Linked DNA regions of Homo sapiens: all the other regions are linked to region 2. A link is an interaction called in ENCODE POLR2A ChIA-PET data of the cell type or tissue named here. Cell type or tissue: Panc1. All regions are shown on one strand. Region 1 has its middle 24 kb from the start of LRRC32. Region 2 overlaps THAP12 (THAP domain containing 12). Region 3 has its middle 8.4 kb from the start of LINC02761.

What was found. Peaks named below come from ENCODE experiments on the same cell type or tissue, not always from the same donor. Only the 100,000 strongest peaks of a DNase experiment are listed, where the experiment ranks them.
Region 1: POLR2A ChIA-PET joins it to region 2 with 6 read pairs; 1 of 35 experiments calls an interaction of 5 or more read pairs at or near these places.
Region 3: POLR2A ChIA-PET joins it to region 2 with 6 read pairs; 3 of 35 experiments call an interaction of 5 or more read pairs at or near these places.

Annotation. Positions count from the first base shown.
Region 1 is chr11:76,692,349-76,697,348 of GRCh38, reverse strand. It overlaps the pseudogene GUCY2EP. Among named protein-coding and RNA genes, the nearest start is that of LRRC32, 24 kb to the right of the region's middle. In Panc1, no CTCF peak of the experiment used is centred here; a DNase peak (open chromatin) is centred at 2,484.
Region 2 is chr11:76,364,697-76,369,696 of GRCh38, reverse strand. It overlaps THAP12 (THAP domain containing 12), which reads left to right. Exons shown (of 5, transcript NM_004705.4): 2 at 3,725-3,845. Among named protein-coding and RNA genes, the nearest start is that of THAP12, 14 kb to the left of the region's middle. RefSeq lists an enhancer at 3,109-3,610. In Panc1, no CTCF peak of the experiment used is centred here; no DNase peak of the experiment used is centred here; H3K4me3 peaks cover 875 bases; H3K27ac peaks cover 461 bases.
Region 3 is chr11:76,221,975-76,226,974 of GRCh38, reverse strand. No RefSeq gene overlaps it. Among named protein-coding and RNA genes, the nearest start is that of LINC02761, 8.4 kb to the right of the region's middle. RefSeq lists a cis regulatory region at 2,336-2,543. In Panc1, no CTCF peak of the experiment used is centred here; no DNase peak of the experiment used is centred here.

The DNA of each region.
Region 1 (5,000 bases), 330 kb before region 2:
CTTGAACCTACATCTGTCTCATTCCAAAACCTACATTCTTTCCAGTAAACCTTTGGAAGGCCAGCAGGGTTTGGAAAATTGGAGGCGTCCTCTAAATATATACGGTCCTCTCCAAATTAATCCCTGATGTGCCAGTATGGCCTTGAGCAGATGGGGTACCCAGCTCTGCCACCAAGGAGCTTGTGGACTGAGGCCAGAGACAAAAAAAAAAAAAAGCCACTGTCACCTGGAATACAGACAAAGGTGATCTGAAATGTACAGATCCAATCGTTGCTAAAGTGCTTGGCACTGGAGGCCTGGCAAAGATGGCACTGCGGGCCAGAGACCCACGGGGCGGGTTGGGACTCCCGAGAAGCAGCCATGTGTAGCAGAATGTGTGGTGGGCCAGCGAGGATATGTTCTCACGCTGGATTGTGAAGGCTGTGGTTTCTAGGTGGAGACCATTGGGGACGCCTACATGGTGGTGTGGGGGCTGCCTCAGTGCAATGGCAGTCAGCATGCGGCCGAGATCAATAACATGGCTCTGGATATCCTTGGCTCTGTGGGTGACTTCCGGAAGAGGCATGCACCCAACGTGCCCATTTGCATCAGGGCTGGCCTGCATTCAGGTATGGGCTAGGGGCCTCCAGGGTGAGGGGGCCACATCCATCTCCCAATCTTCCCTGGGGCGCTGGCTGGGACGCCTCCAGTGGCATGCTTCTGGATGTCTGAGATTCAAAACTCTATAGTAAAAACATTTTACGTTTCTTTTTCCTTACATTATTTTGGGGTCCTAATTATGTTATAAATAAGAGAGTCTGGCCGGGCACGGTGGCTCACGCCTGTAGTCTGAACATTTTGGGAGGCCCAGGCAGTGGGATCACAGGAGGTCAGGAGTTTGAGACCAGCCTGGCCAACATGGAGAAACCCTGTCTCTACTAAAAATACAAAAATTAGTTGGGCGTGGTGGTGCATGACTGTAATCTCAGCTACTCAGGAGGCTGAGGCACAAGAATTGCTTGAACCCGGGAGGCGGAGGTTGCAGTGAGCCAAGATGGAGCCACTGCACTCCAACCTGGGCAACAGAGTAAGATTCTGTCTCCAAAAAAAAAAAAAGAGAATATGTGATGCTGATAGTCTGATGGAAGAGGCAGGACAGAAACCTTCTGTGGTCATGCAAACAACCAAATGATTGCTGGGATGGATCTGGGAGAGCCCTCAGAGTCATGAGTATACCCTTCCCATGTCCCTACTCCTTCCACCATGGTTCCCCTCGCCTGCAGGATAAAGTCCATTGGCGCTGCCACCACCGCCCCGCCACTGCCATAGCCTCTCCAACCGCATCTCCCACCACTTCCTGCATGGCCCTCCATCCACACTCTGCTGTGTGCAGTTTCACACACACGGGTTCCCTGCCTCTGTGCCTCTGCACCTGCTGTTCCCTGCCCACTCATTCTCTCATCCTTCAAAACAGAGCACATGTATCCTCTTCTCCAGCAAGTCCCCTGGGCTGGGTTAGAGGCCCTTTTTGGTGCTGGCACAGTCCTGGTGCTTCTTTCATCACAGCCTTGATTGCAGGTTACACATCTCTCCCCACCAGGCTGGGAGCTGCGCAAGAGCAGGGAGGGGCTCTGATCTATCTACGGCCCCTCACCTCCAGCACAGAGCCTGGCACAAGCATCAGCTCCTCTCTGGATGTCATTGGAGACTCCAGTTAGCTTTATCCTCACCCCGCAACTGGAGCCCAGGAAGTGCAGTGGGGAATGGCACGGAGGGTAGAGAAGGGTGAGGCTGTCACTGGGCTCTCTCTCTGGTCCAAGACCTGCTGGAGCTCACTGGGTACATTCGAGTTTCAGGGCCCTGTGCAGCAGGGGTCGTGGGTCTCACGATGCCTTGGTATTGCCTCTCTGGGGACACTGTCAACACGGCTTCCCAGATGGAGTCCACAGGGCTGCATGAGTATCTCACACTTCTATCCTGCCCGGGGAGAGACTCTTTCAATAACCTGTGCGGCCTGGCTGTTTAATATAGTTCTTGGTAACCAAATCACCACCTGGTGGCGGCGTACCCTACTTTTCAGGAAAGCAACTACTATGTTGGTGCAAAAGTAATAGCCATTTTGGCGTTAAAACTAATGACCACGCCATTCTCCTGCCTCAGCCTCCCGAGTAACTGGGATTACAGACGCATGCCACCACACCCGGCTAATATTTTGTATTTTCAGTAGAGACAGGGTTTCATCATGTTAGCCAGGATGGTCTTGATCTCCTGACCTTGTGATCCACCTGCCTTGGCCTCCCAAAGTGCTGGGATTACAGGCGTGAACCACCAAACCCGGGAGGCAGAGCAGTGAACCGAGATCGCAAAAAAAAAAAAAAAAAAGAAAGAAAGAAAGAAAAAAAACAGCTAATGGCTAAAGCTGCAATTACTTTTGCACCAACCTAATAGACGGAGATGATATACGTCATTGGCTCTTTTAACTTTCCACACAATATTTGTGGTGATCTCATGAGGGCATTAGCAGAGAAAACAATGACTCAAAAGGCAGGAAATCTGGGTCCTAGCCCTGGCTCTGCAACTGGCTTGCTTAGTGTCCTTGGGCAAAATGTTCTTCCTGTAGGCCTTAGTTTCCCCATTGTACAAAGAGGAGACCCTTTAAAGTGTTTTTTTTTTAATTGGTCACGTGCCACCTCCTTTTATGCTGGGGCAGTCCTGACACCACCATGAAGACATCCCCAGCGTTTTTGGCCCTTACTGGCAGCAGGAGCTACCATGATGGCTTGGCTAGAGCAGCTAAGATGTTGAAGCCCCAGGTCCTCTGCCTCTGGCTGTGTAGGTAGTTGCTCCTTAATGTTCAGAGTACATACATCCCGCATAGCTGGACGCTATGGCTCTACTGGGAAGTCCTGCTCTTAAAAGAAAACTAAAAACTGTGTATCTTCTCAGACTCAGCCTTCACAGACTTGCTTACAAGTAGAAATTATGTTCCTAGGGGTTCTGACTCCATCGTGAGTTCCCCTTAGCACTCAACCTATGTAATTTGCTTTGCCTCTGGGTCTCTTTTAGTGTTCCAACAATTTAGAGGGACAAGAGGCCCAGAAGAAGGGTATTGCATAAATCATCACTATGTGTATGATTGATTGGAACTGCAGTCGTCGCAGCCTCTTAATGATTTTACCAAATACTAGGTATGCTGTCACCAGGTGATGATCTGATGACTGCCTTTCTTCTCAGCATACAGAATTCATGTCAGCCAAAGCACTGTCCAGATACTGCTCAGCCTTGATGAAAGCTACCAAATTGATATCAGAGGTCAGACTGAGCTGAAGGTGAGAGAATTTTGTGGTCTTTGTGGGAAAAGTCTCCAAGGATCCAGTTTCTGTGGGAAGCAGGAAAGATTCTTATCTGACTGATGTGGCTGCCCAAGTTGGGGATGTAGCTGGTCACCTTTACATGCCCTCTATGCTCTCCAAATTCTAAAGAAACATTGCTTCCTGGGAGCCATCTTGCTCCTTGTGAGAGGAAAGGCCAGGACAGAGAAGTCACTTCTCCTGATGACCTGTCTGTGTAGCACGCCAGTGTACAACACACATCAAAATATTTATCACTCATAGTAATAATGAAAGGAGCATCGTTGTCCCCATTTTACAGTTGAAAAAATTCAATTAAAGAGGCAGAGTGGCTTGTCAAAGTCACATAGCTCGTAATTCAGATCTCATGGCTCCAAAGCTTGTGCCTTCTCCATAGCACTGCTGGGCTCCTGCCCATCCCTCAGAATCCCAGATCAGACATCACCTCTCACTGCAGCCTACCCTGACCCAGGAACACTCATCTTCCTCCTCCTTCCCCACAAACAGTGACTGCCATGCCTTCTCTGTGTACCCACCAGTCCCAAGGCCAGTTCTCTGCTGTTACAGTGTAATGTTGGGTTGTTAATGCTCATGATTACCTCAAAGGCAGAGAAAGGTCTGTAACCTGTGCATTCTCTCTCAACATTACCATTCTATAAAGGCAATGGTACAGCATTCCTTTCAGTGACTTTTCTTCCTACCCCACCTCCTCTTCCTCAAATTCCTAAGCTGAAGCCAGGTCTAGCAGGGAGACCGGAGCAATCTAGCTTAAAGGCCTGATGCACTGGGTCCCAGAAATTCGGTGCCATATGGGACTCACTTCATTACACTGTGGAACGTCGGTGCAGGAGGGTGCAGCACAGAGACGGGCAGCAACTTGTTCATGATCACACAGCCCGTGAAGGCCAGCAAATGTGGAATCCTTTGCTCTGTATGGCTGGGGTTAGGGGAGAGTGAGCTGGAATAAGTCAGGGCAGATGTGTCTTATTTAGGGGGGTGAACACTGGGCGTCCTGAGGAATGGATGACTTATGCCAGAAAGGGACACAGAGAGTTGTGGGGAGGGCAGCGAGGCGTGGAGAGGGTAGAGAGGCGTGGGGAGGGCAGAGAGGCGTGTGGAGGGCAGAGAGGCGTGTGGAGGGCAGAGAGGTGTGTGGAGGGCAGAGAGGTGTGTGGAGGGCAGAGAGGTGTGGGGAGGGCAGAGAGGTGTGGGGAGGGCAGAGAGATGTGCGGAGGGCAGAGAGGTATGGGGAGGGCAGAGAGGTGTGCAGAGGGCAGAGAGGTGTGCGGAGGGCAGAGAGGTGTGGGGAGGGCAGAGAGGTGTGCGGAGGGCAGAGAGGTGTGGGGAGGGCAGAGAGGTGTGGGGAGGGCAGAGAGGTGTGCGGAGGGCAGAGAGGTGTGCGGAGGGCAGAGAGGTGTGCGGAGGGCAGAGAGGTGTGGGGAGGGCAGAGAGGTGTGTGGAGGGCAGAGAGGTGTGCGGAGGGCAGAGAGGTATGGGGAGGGCAGCATGCCAACCTTAGGCTCTTCAGGCTGGCCCAAGGGCTCCAAGGACAATATTCATCCCATAGAGCCCTGGCCCAGGATGGGACATGGAACCTCCAGCCCAGCCAGCCCCGACCCTCATGTTCTCAAGCCCCCTCGCTCCTGACCTTCAGGAGCTGCATTCCCACCC
Region 2 (5,000 bases):
CCTCTGCCTGGCATATAATAAAATTCCAAATTCCCAGAAGGGATGGCAGGTGTTCAGCAGGTGTGCTTGTTTGCACAAGCAGTCTAGGCACATTGAGCTGCATTATCAGTTAGGAAAAATTTTATTTCTGTGTATGGAACTGTTTACCAACCAAGTTCCCGGATACCAGCCCAAGGTCCTTAACAAACAGGCCTTTCTAAGGACAGCAGCCTGAGGTCTGCTGTGTTAACTCTTTTTCTGAACAATCACTATGAATGAGTTTTGCCTGTTCTAGAATTTCATATCAAAGGAATCATGTAGTATGTACTCCTGGCTTCTTCTGCTTAACATTACGTTTGTGAGATTGTAGATAGTTTGTTCATTTCATAGCCAAGTAGTATTCCATTGAATGAATATACCACAATTTATCCATCCTGCTGTTGATGGGCAAAGTTACTTCACCTTCTCCCCAATATTTGGTATTACCTCTTTTACATTGTAGTCATTCTTGTGGGTATGTAGTAATTTGTTTTGGCTTTAATTAGCATTTCCCTGATGGCAAATGAGATCGAGCATTTTTTTTTCATCTATGTATTGCCATTTTTATAACCTTTTTATTATAAAGTGCCTGTTCAAGGCCCCTTGCCTATTTTTATGTTGGGTTATTTATTTGTAGGAGTTCTTCATATATATTTTGAATGTGAGTCCATTGTTAGATATATGTATTGCAAATATCTGACATTTTGTGGTCTGCCATTTCACTCTTAAATGGCTTCTTTTAATGAAGAAAAGTTATTAACTTTAAAGTAGCCTAATTTATATATCTTTTCCTCTAGCATTTGTGCTGTTGCCTTAAGAGATCTTTATTCCAAGGTCATGAAGATAATCTCCTGTGTTATCTTTTAGTGGCTTTATTGTTTTACCTTTCATATTTAGATCTCCAATCACTTGGAACTTATTTTTGTGTATGGTGTACAAGTAGGAGTTAAGATTTATTTTTTTCATGTAGATATTCAGCTGACTCGGCCCTATTTATTGGAAAAGAAAAATCCATATTTGCTGCTGTTCAGAGCTACCTTTAAGTATCTGCAGTGCTCTATTTTGTTTCACTGTTCTGTCCTTCTGCCAGTACTTGTCTTAATAAGCTTTACAGTAAGTCTTAATATCTGGTAGTGTAATTCTTTCAACCTCCTTTTTCCTCTCTCTCTCTCAAGATTATCTTGGTTATCCCTGGTTCTTTAATGTTGTGTATAAAAAGTTTTAGAATAATTTGTCATTTCTTTCTCTTGCTCTCTCTCACAAACTTACTGGGCTTGTGATTATATTGAATTAGTAAATGGGTTTGGGGAGAATTGACATCTTTGGAATTTAGTGTGCCAGTTCATAAACTTGTGTATTTATTTAAGTTTGCTTTAAAAAGATTATTAGAGGTCTTGCACTTCTTTCACTAGATTTATTCTTAAGTAGTTCATATAGAAAGTCAGGTGTATTTGATTAGGCTCTCTGCCTGATGCCCATTCTGTTCTTGATTGTCTGAATAAGAGTTGCTGTTGATATCAGAAAGCTGTTTCAACTTAGTTCGGAGGTAATATGTACAGTATTGCTCTGTGTGGAAGGTCTCCAGAGATTTAAGAATTTAAAAAACAAACAACTGTAGCAGTATGGCAAATTATTTTATAGTGAGATCGTTTTTATACTTAATATTTGGATTTTGAAACATGAAATGTTTATAATCATAATGTACAACTGTGTAAAAGTGTGATTAAATTGTGAACATCTTAGGCATCGTTACTGTGAGCAGTAATACTTGTTGGTCAAATGAAATGCTGTACAATTTAGGTGTAGTTTTTTAAAAATCATAGCATTTTACCTTGATTTGACATTTTTAGAGTAGAGAGAATTAAGTGTCAGGGGCATGTATGTTGGGGGGAGGTGGACAATAGTGTTAAAACATAAAAAAAAAATACTGTGATTTAATTATAAAGGAATATGTTGGGCCGGGCGCAGTGGCTCGCGCCTGTAATCCTAGCACTTTGGGAGGCCAAGGTGGGCAGATCACCTGCGATCTGGAGTTCGAGACCAAGCTAGCCAACGTGCTGAAACCCCATCTGTACTATAAATACAAAACTTAGCTGAGTGTCGTGGTGCACGCCTATAATCTCAGCTCCTTGGGTGGCTGAGGCAGGAGAATTGCTTGAACCTGGGAGGCAGAGGTTGCAGTGAGCTGAGATCACACCACTGCACTCCACCCTGGGCTAAAGAGCAAGACACCATCTCAAAAAAATAATTTGTGATACTGTTTATCCACGGCAGAACTTTTATTCTTAGAAATTTGAGGAATGGGCCGGGCGCGGTGGCTCACGCCTGTAATCCCAGCACTTTGGGAGGCCGAGGCGGGCAGATCACCTGAGGTCGGGAGTTCGAGACCAGCCTGACCAACATGGAGAAACCCAGTCTCTACTAAAAATACAAAATTAGCCAGGCGTGGTAACGCATGCCTGTAATCCTAGCTACTTGGGAGGCTGAGACAGGAGAATCGCTTGAACCCGGGAAGCAGAGGTTGCAGTGAGCCAAGATCATGGCATTGCACTCCAACCTGGGCAACAAGAGCAAAACTCTGTCTCAAAAAAAAAAAAGAAAAGAAAAGAAATTTGAGGAAAGATCTAGTTGTGACTTTAGCAAGTTACTTAATATTTCTGTGCCTTCATCTGCACAAGGGGGATATTAATAGTACCCATCTTTGGAAAGGACTTAGAACGTGTCTGGCTCATAATAAGTGCTTATTATTAGCTTTTCTGAAAATATTTAAGCACCGAGAGGGCATGGACTTTGTCTTGTTCTCTGTCTTCAACACTTTTTGTGTACTAGATTGTGTAGTCACAGTCCCTGCATTCATGGAGCTTGCAATCTAGTCAGCACGTATTACTGTAGATAATAATTTGTGTTCATAGGAAGATAAACGAATACAGCCTTTATGCTTCCCTTAGAAACTAGTTATTTAAAGAACATCTAGTTGCTGATTTTTTTTTTTTTTTCCGAGACGGAGTCTGGCTCTGTCACCCAGGCTGGAGTGCAGTGGCGCAATCTCGGCTCACTGCAAGCTCCGCCTCCCGGGTTCACGCCATTCTCCTGCCTCAGCCTCCCGAGTAGCTGGGACTACAGGCGCTCGCCGCTTCGCCCAGCTAATTTTTTGTATTTTTAGTAGAGACGGGGTTTCACCGGGTTAGCCAGGATGGTCTCGATCTCCTGACCTCCTGATCTGCCTGCCTTGGCCTCCCAAAGTGCTGGGATTACAGGCGTGACAACACGCCCGGCCTAATTGCTGATTTTCTACAGTGACAGTGTTGTTTTGTATGCTTGTTGAAGTTGAAATCCTGAAGGGAATGTTAAGCTGTGAGCCTTGTGGCTGTGCATGCAGCTTTCTGCTTGTTCTGCTGATGGTTGAATCTTCTCTGATGTTTTGGGAGTTGGAAGATGCAGGTTTCAGTTCTAGTTCTGCTGATGATTTTGTACTTCCCTCCAAACAAGTTACTTCTTAACCTTGTCTGTAATTGAAATGTTGGTACTAAATGACTTCTAAGGTTTTTTCCAACTGTTATTTTGTTATTAATCAAATTCTCCAAATTATGTTCTCAGGGAGGGGAGCAGGAATCCGTTGTTATTAATGTATGTTTGCCTTAAAACTGAAGGCTGAAATTTAAATGCTGAGCTCATTTTCATAATTGTATTTTGGTTTTATTTATAGATGCCAGAAGTGGGTGGAGAACTGTAGGAGAGCAGACTTAGAAGATAAAACACCTGATCAGCTAAATAAACATTATCGATTATGTGCCAAACATTTTGAGACCTCTATGATCTGTAGAACTGTGAGTAATAGAAGAGCTTGGTGTCTCTCTGTTTGACTTGATTTCTCTCTCTCACTGTGTCTGGTTGGAAATGTAAGTATTTACCAATGTTGGAAGGTATTCCTATATCCTGCCACTTTAAGATGAAGACAGATTTGGAGCTGAAAAGTATCTGTTTTGTTCTTAAAATCCTGATTTTGCCGGGGGCCTATAATCCCAGCACTTTGGGAGGCCGAGGCAGGAAGACCACTTGAGCTCAGGAGTTTGAGACCAGCCTGGGCAACATGGCCAGATGCCGTCGCTACAGAAAATACCAAAAAAACTAGCGAGGTGTGGTGACGTATGCCTGTAGTCCCAGCTACTTGGGAAGCTGAGATGGGAGGATACTTGAGCCCATGACGTCGGGGCTGCAGAGAGTTGTGTTCATGCCACTACACTCCACTCTGGGCGACAGAGTGAGCGCTTGTCTGGAAAAAAAACTCAAAATGATTAAAACAAAACAAAACAAAACAAAACTCTTCGGTTCCTGGTGCCCCATTTCTACTCACCCAAGGTAACTACTTTTTTTTTTTTTTTTTTTAAAGACAGTCTTGCTCTGTCACCCAGGCTGGAGTGCAGTGGCGCTATCTTAGCTCACTGCAACTTCTGCCACCTCCCCCACCTCCTGGGCTCAAGCGATTCTCTCTCCTCAGCCTCCCAAGTAGCTGAGATTACAGGCATTGTGCCACCACGCCCAGCTAATTTTTGTACTTTTAGTAGAGGTGGGATTTCTCCATGTTGGCCAGGCTAGTCTCAATCTCCTGACCTCAAGTGACCCGCCCACCTCGGCCTCCCAAAGTGCTGGGATTACATGTATGAGCCTCCACACCCGGCTGAGGTAACCACTTTTAAATATTATTTAGTCTTCAGGAAAATTTTAGATGATTATAAAAGTATATGTTTATTTAAGGTAAAGTTGGTGTTTTTATTTGGAGCTCTTTAGAGCTTTTTTATGAGTAAAATTTTCATCTCGGAATGGAGCTCTTGTTTTCATGTTTTTGTATGTACTATTAGAACCAACTTTTAATTTTTATGTGGTAGATATAATGGTAAACAAATTATCCAGGTAATGTGGAAAAACATTTTCATCAATAATATGTAATTTCATATCAGGACCTACTGTTAACTGTGTGAGCT
Region 3 (5,000 bases), 140 kb after region 2:
CCCTGGGCCTCAGTTTCTCTGTTTTTAAAATAGGATAATTGGTGGTTGCCAGGGGCTGAGGGAAGGGGACAGGGGGACATGACTGCTACTAGGTAATGTGGTTTCTTATGCGATGATGACAGTGTTCTGGGATTGGGTAGTAAGATGATTGCACAACTTCATGAATACGCTAAAGTGAACTTGTACACTTAAAAATTTTTAAAGAAAAAGATGGTGGTTGAACAAGATGACCTCTAAAGGGAGGAACATGAATTTTTTGTGTGCCTACAACACCCCAGGGTCTGGATTCAGCACTTGCATATCTCATGATCTCTAGGATTCCTTCCTGTTCTGACTTTCTGTGACCACCATGGTGATATTCAACATTGTAGTCACTCATCGAGCTCAGCCTAAGCTTGATTCAGGTCCACAGCTAGACTGGGGAAGAGAAGGGGGTACAGTCCCTCCCTGAAGGGGCTCAGTGTCTGTAGAAGAAATCAGAAGTATGAATTGTGCCCAAGAGGTTTTTTTGTTTTTTTAGGACTAGCTCCTTCCTTTCCTTTCCTTGTATAGGAAAACAAAACAAAAATACCAGAGCGGGCAGGGCACGGTGGCTCACACTTATAATCCCAGCACTTTGGGAGGCCAAGGCGGGCAGATCACCTGAGGTCAGGAGTTTGAGACCAGCCTGGCCAACATGGCGAAACGCTGTCTCTACTAAAAATACAAAAATTAGTCGGGCGTGGTGGTAGGCACCTGTAATCCCAGCTACTTGGGAGGCTGAGGCAGGAGAATCGCTTGAACTGGGGCGGCAGAGGTGGCAGTGAGCCGAGATCATGCCACTGCACTCCAGCCTGGGCAACAGAGTAAGACTCCATCTCAAAAAAAAAAAAAAAAAAAAAAACAATTCCCAGGGTGGGCACACACCTCTGTGGCCGTGCATGGGGCCTGGGGGTTGGTTTATTCATGTGTGCTTCGGGGCCTTTGGGCTGGGTGTGCAGGATGCAGCAGTGGACAAGCCAGACCCAGTCTGCCCTTAAGGAGGGAGGCCGACTTTGAAACAATCAAGCACACAATTAAGAATTTATTTCATTATCGTGATCAGTGCCACGAAGGGAAAGCTCACAGTGTCTTGAATAGCTTGAGAGAACACTGGCCCTGCCGGAGGAGCTTTGAGGGTGTTATAGGAATGATGAAGGGGTATGGAGAGGTGTGGAGATGACACAGACAGGTATTCCAGATAATGGGAGGCCCCAAGGGTTGGCTGAGGCCTGGCAGTGAAGGTGGAGGGCAGAGAGCCTGGGAGGCTGCCCCAGAAACAAGCCAGGCCTGGCCAAGCAGGGCTGCAGAAGTTAGGCCCATAAATACCCGTGTACGCCTGTTGTCCCCTCACACTTTTACGTGTCCCAGATGAAACAGTAAACTATACAGCCACCCTACTTGCAGGCCATGTGACAGGGTTTGTCCTAAGAACAACCCTCATTCCAGGAAGGCCTGGTCATCGCTGCCTGCGTCCTGGCCTCTGGACTTGCCTCTCTGCACGGCCAGCAGCGAGGGCCTGCCAGCCCGGCGGCCGCAGCAGTTACTTGAGCCAGATGATGGGCCTGCTTGGCAGTTCCTGGCCATCCGACCCCGCGGTCCTGTTCCCAGGCAGACCCTGCTCCCCCCATGCCAGTTTCCCCCACCAGTATCTTGAGGTGAGAGCTTTTCCACCATGTCTCAGGCCAAGCATGGTTCTTGGCTCCAGGTTTGGTGAGCCGGTTTCCGGCCGTCCCCGCCCTCAGCTGCTCCCTGAGGACCTGCTCCAGGCCTCAGCCGGGCCAGGGCCTCACGCTCTTTCAACTCTTGTTTTTCATTTCTGCCTCTCTTGATTGTCCTCTGTGTGACTGTCCCTCTGCTGGGCCTCCCTGTATCTCACCCCACTCCTCTTTCTCGCTCTTCTCTAGGGTAACTAGTCATTATAGAAGAGCATGTGCTTCAGGACGGATGGAACTGGGTTCAAATCCCAGCCCTGTCACCTGCTGGCTGTGTGAGCTTGGGCAAATGTGTCCTCCCTTCTGACTCAGTCTCCTGTCCTGTGGAATGGGGATGAACCTCATAACTCCTGTTTCTCTGGGTGATTGGAAGCTGAGATGAAGTCCACAAAGTGCCTTTTGGCAAACAGGAGGTGCCCAATAAATGGGCTTCCTCTTACCTTCCTCAGGCACTGTCTTCTCCTTGACCTGCTCATCTCACTTACTCACACACAAAACAAGAAACAAAAGCCCCCAGCTAGCCCCCAACTACCTCCCGGCCCCAGACTTGACGCAGCCAACAGCGTCCCTGCAGCATGCTCCCGGCCACCCCGCCGCAGGGGTGAGGGAGGCTCGTACCTGGAGGATCTGGCTGGCCTCTGTACTATGAGGCTCTCCAGGGGGACGTGGGAGGTGTCTTCTGAGCTGTGACTCAGGTTCCAGAGTCTTGTTTTTTCACCAAATGCAGGACAGGAGAGGCAACCTGTCAACACCACCCCTGGCCTGCAGGCTCCTCACTTTGTCCCCATGTCACATCCCTGCACTTTCCAGCCTCCAGCTCTTACCAGTGCCCTTGACCCCATCTGGAATACCCTTCTTCTCCCCGCTGTCCCCCACCCCCAACCCTAGGCCTCACATCAGCTCTGGGGCTTAGACATGACAGAGGAGGAAACTGAGCCTCAGGGACATTCTGATGTTGGTGTTTTTTTATGAGAATGTGTTCTGTGTGATATATTGTGTCACTTCTTAAAAGGCAAAATGAAACAGGTTGCCTGGGTTACAGTGGATCTGGAATGGAAACAAAGGTCTGCAGGACTCCAAATGTCTCATTCATCCTCTTCCCTCTGCCACACCCCTTACATGGTGTGACTACATGGACCCTACTGTAGCTTACTTCCTAAATATCACTTAACAAGTAATTGTGTCAATAAACCCATACATCTATGGCCAATTGACTTTTGTTTTTCTTTAAAGAAGCAGGGTCTTGTTCTGTTGCCCAGGCTGGATGCAGTAGCATGATCACTGCTCACTGCAGCCTCAATCTCCTGGGCTCAAGTGATCCTCCCGCCTCAGCCTCCCTAGTAGCTGGAACCACAGGTGCACACCACCAAGTTCAGCTAATTTTCTTTTTTTTAATTTTGTAGAGACAGGGGTCTCACTATGTTGCCCAGGCTGGTTTCAGACCCCCTAATCTCAAGCGATCTTCTCATCTTGGCCTCCCAAATTGCTGGGATTATAGACATGAGCCACCAGGCCTAGCCTGGTCAATTGATTTTTGACAAGAGTGCCCAGACATTCAATGGAGAAATGATAGTTTTGTTTTTTTTTTTTTTAACAAATGATGCTGTTCCAGCTAAAACTAGAAAATCCTTACGAGAAAACATAGATGTAAATCCTTGTGACCTTGAAGTAGACAATAGTTTTTTCTATATGGTGCCAAAAGCACAAGCAACCAAATGAAAAAATAGAGAAACCGAACTTCATCAAAATTAAAAACGTTGTGTTTCAAAGGATATTATCAAGAAAGTGAAAGAACAACCCACAGAATGGGAGGAAATACTTGCACATGAAGTGTCTGGTATGGGTCTAGTATTCTAGTAACCGGAATACATAAAGAACTCTTTGCAACTCAGCAAGAAAAGGACAAATAATTTAATTTTTTAAGTGGGCAAAATATTTGAACAGGTATTTCTCCAAAGAAGATATACAAATAGCCAATAAGCACATAAAAAGATACTCCACATCATTAGTCACTGGGGAAATGCAAATCAAAACCACCATACGATATGCTATTCACACTTACCAGGATGGTTATAATAAAAAATACCAAATTAACAAGTGTTGTCAAGAATGCGGAAAAACTGGAACTCTCATAATGTAAAATAGGACAGCCACAGCTGGGCGCAGTGGCTCATGCCTGTAATCCCAGCACTTTGGGAGGCTGAGGCGGGTGGATCATGTGAGGTCGGGAGTTCGAGACCAGCCTGGCCAACATGGCAAACCCCGTCTCTACTAAAAATACAAAAAATTGGGCCAGGTGCAGTGGCTCACGCCTGTAATCCCAGCACTTCGGGAGGCCGAGGCGGCAGATCACGTGAGGTCAGGGGTTTGAGATGAGCTTGGCCAACATGGTGAAACCCAGTCTCTACTAAAAATACAAAAAAAATTAGCCCAGCGTGGTGACAGCCGCCTGTAATCCCAGCTACTCGGGAGGCTGAGGTAGGAGAATCGCTCAAATCCAGGAGCTGGATGTTGCAGTGAGCCGAGATCGCGCCATTGCACTCACTCCAGCCTGGGAGACAGAGTGAGACTCTGTCTCAAAACAAAAACAAAAACAAACCCAAAAAAATTTAGCCGGGCATTGTGGCAGGCGCCTATAATCCCAGTTACTCAGGAGGCTGAGGCAGGAGAATCACTTTAACCCAAGAGGCAGAAGTTGCAGTGAGCCAAGATTGCGCCATTGCACTTCAGCCTGGGCAACAAGAGTGAAACTCCATCTCAAAAAAAAAAAAAAAAAAAAAGGTACAGCCACTATGGAGAACAGTTTGACAGTTCCCTTAAAGTTATATAATTACCATATGATCCAGCAATTCCATCCCTAGGTACATACACAAGAGAACTGAAAGCATGTATTTCATACCAACACTTGGCACGTGAATGTTCATAGAAGCATTATTTGTAATCGCCAAAAAGTAGAAACAACCCAAATGTCCCTCAACTGATGAACGAGTCAACAAAATGTATATATCCATACAATAAAATATTAACCAACCATACAAATAAATGAAGGAGTACGATACATGCTACAACATAGATAAACATGAAAATGAACTTGAACTGTCCAGAATAGGAAAATCCATAGAGACAAAAAGAATCAGCAGTTTCTAGGGGCTGGAGTGGTGGGTGGAATGAAGAGTGACTACTAGTGGGTATTGGATTGATTCTTGGGGTGATGGATGAAAATGTCCTGAAATTAGAAAGTAGTGATGGTTGTGCAACTTTGTGAAT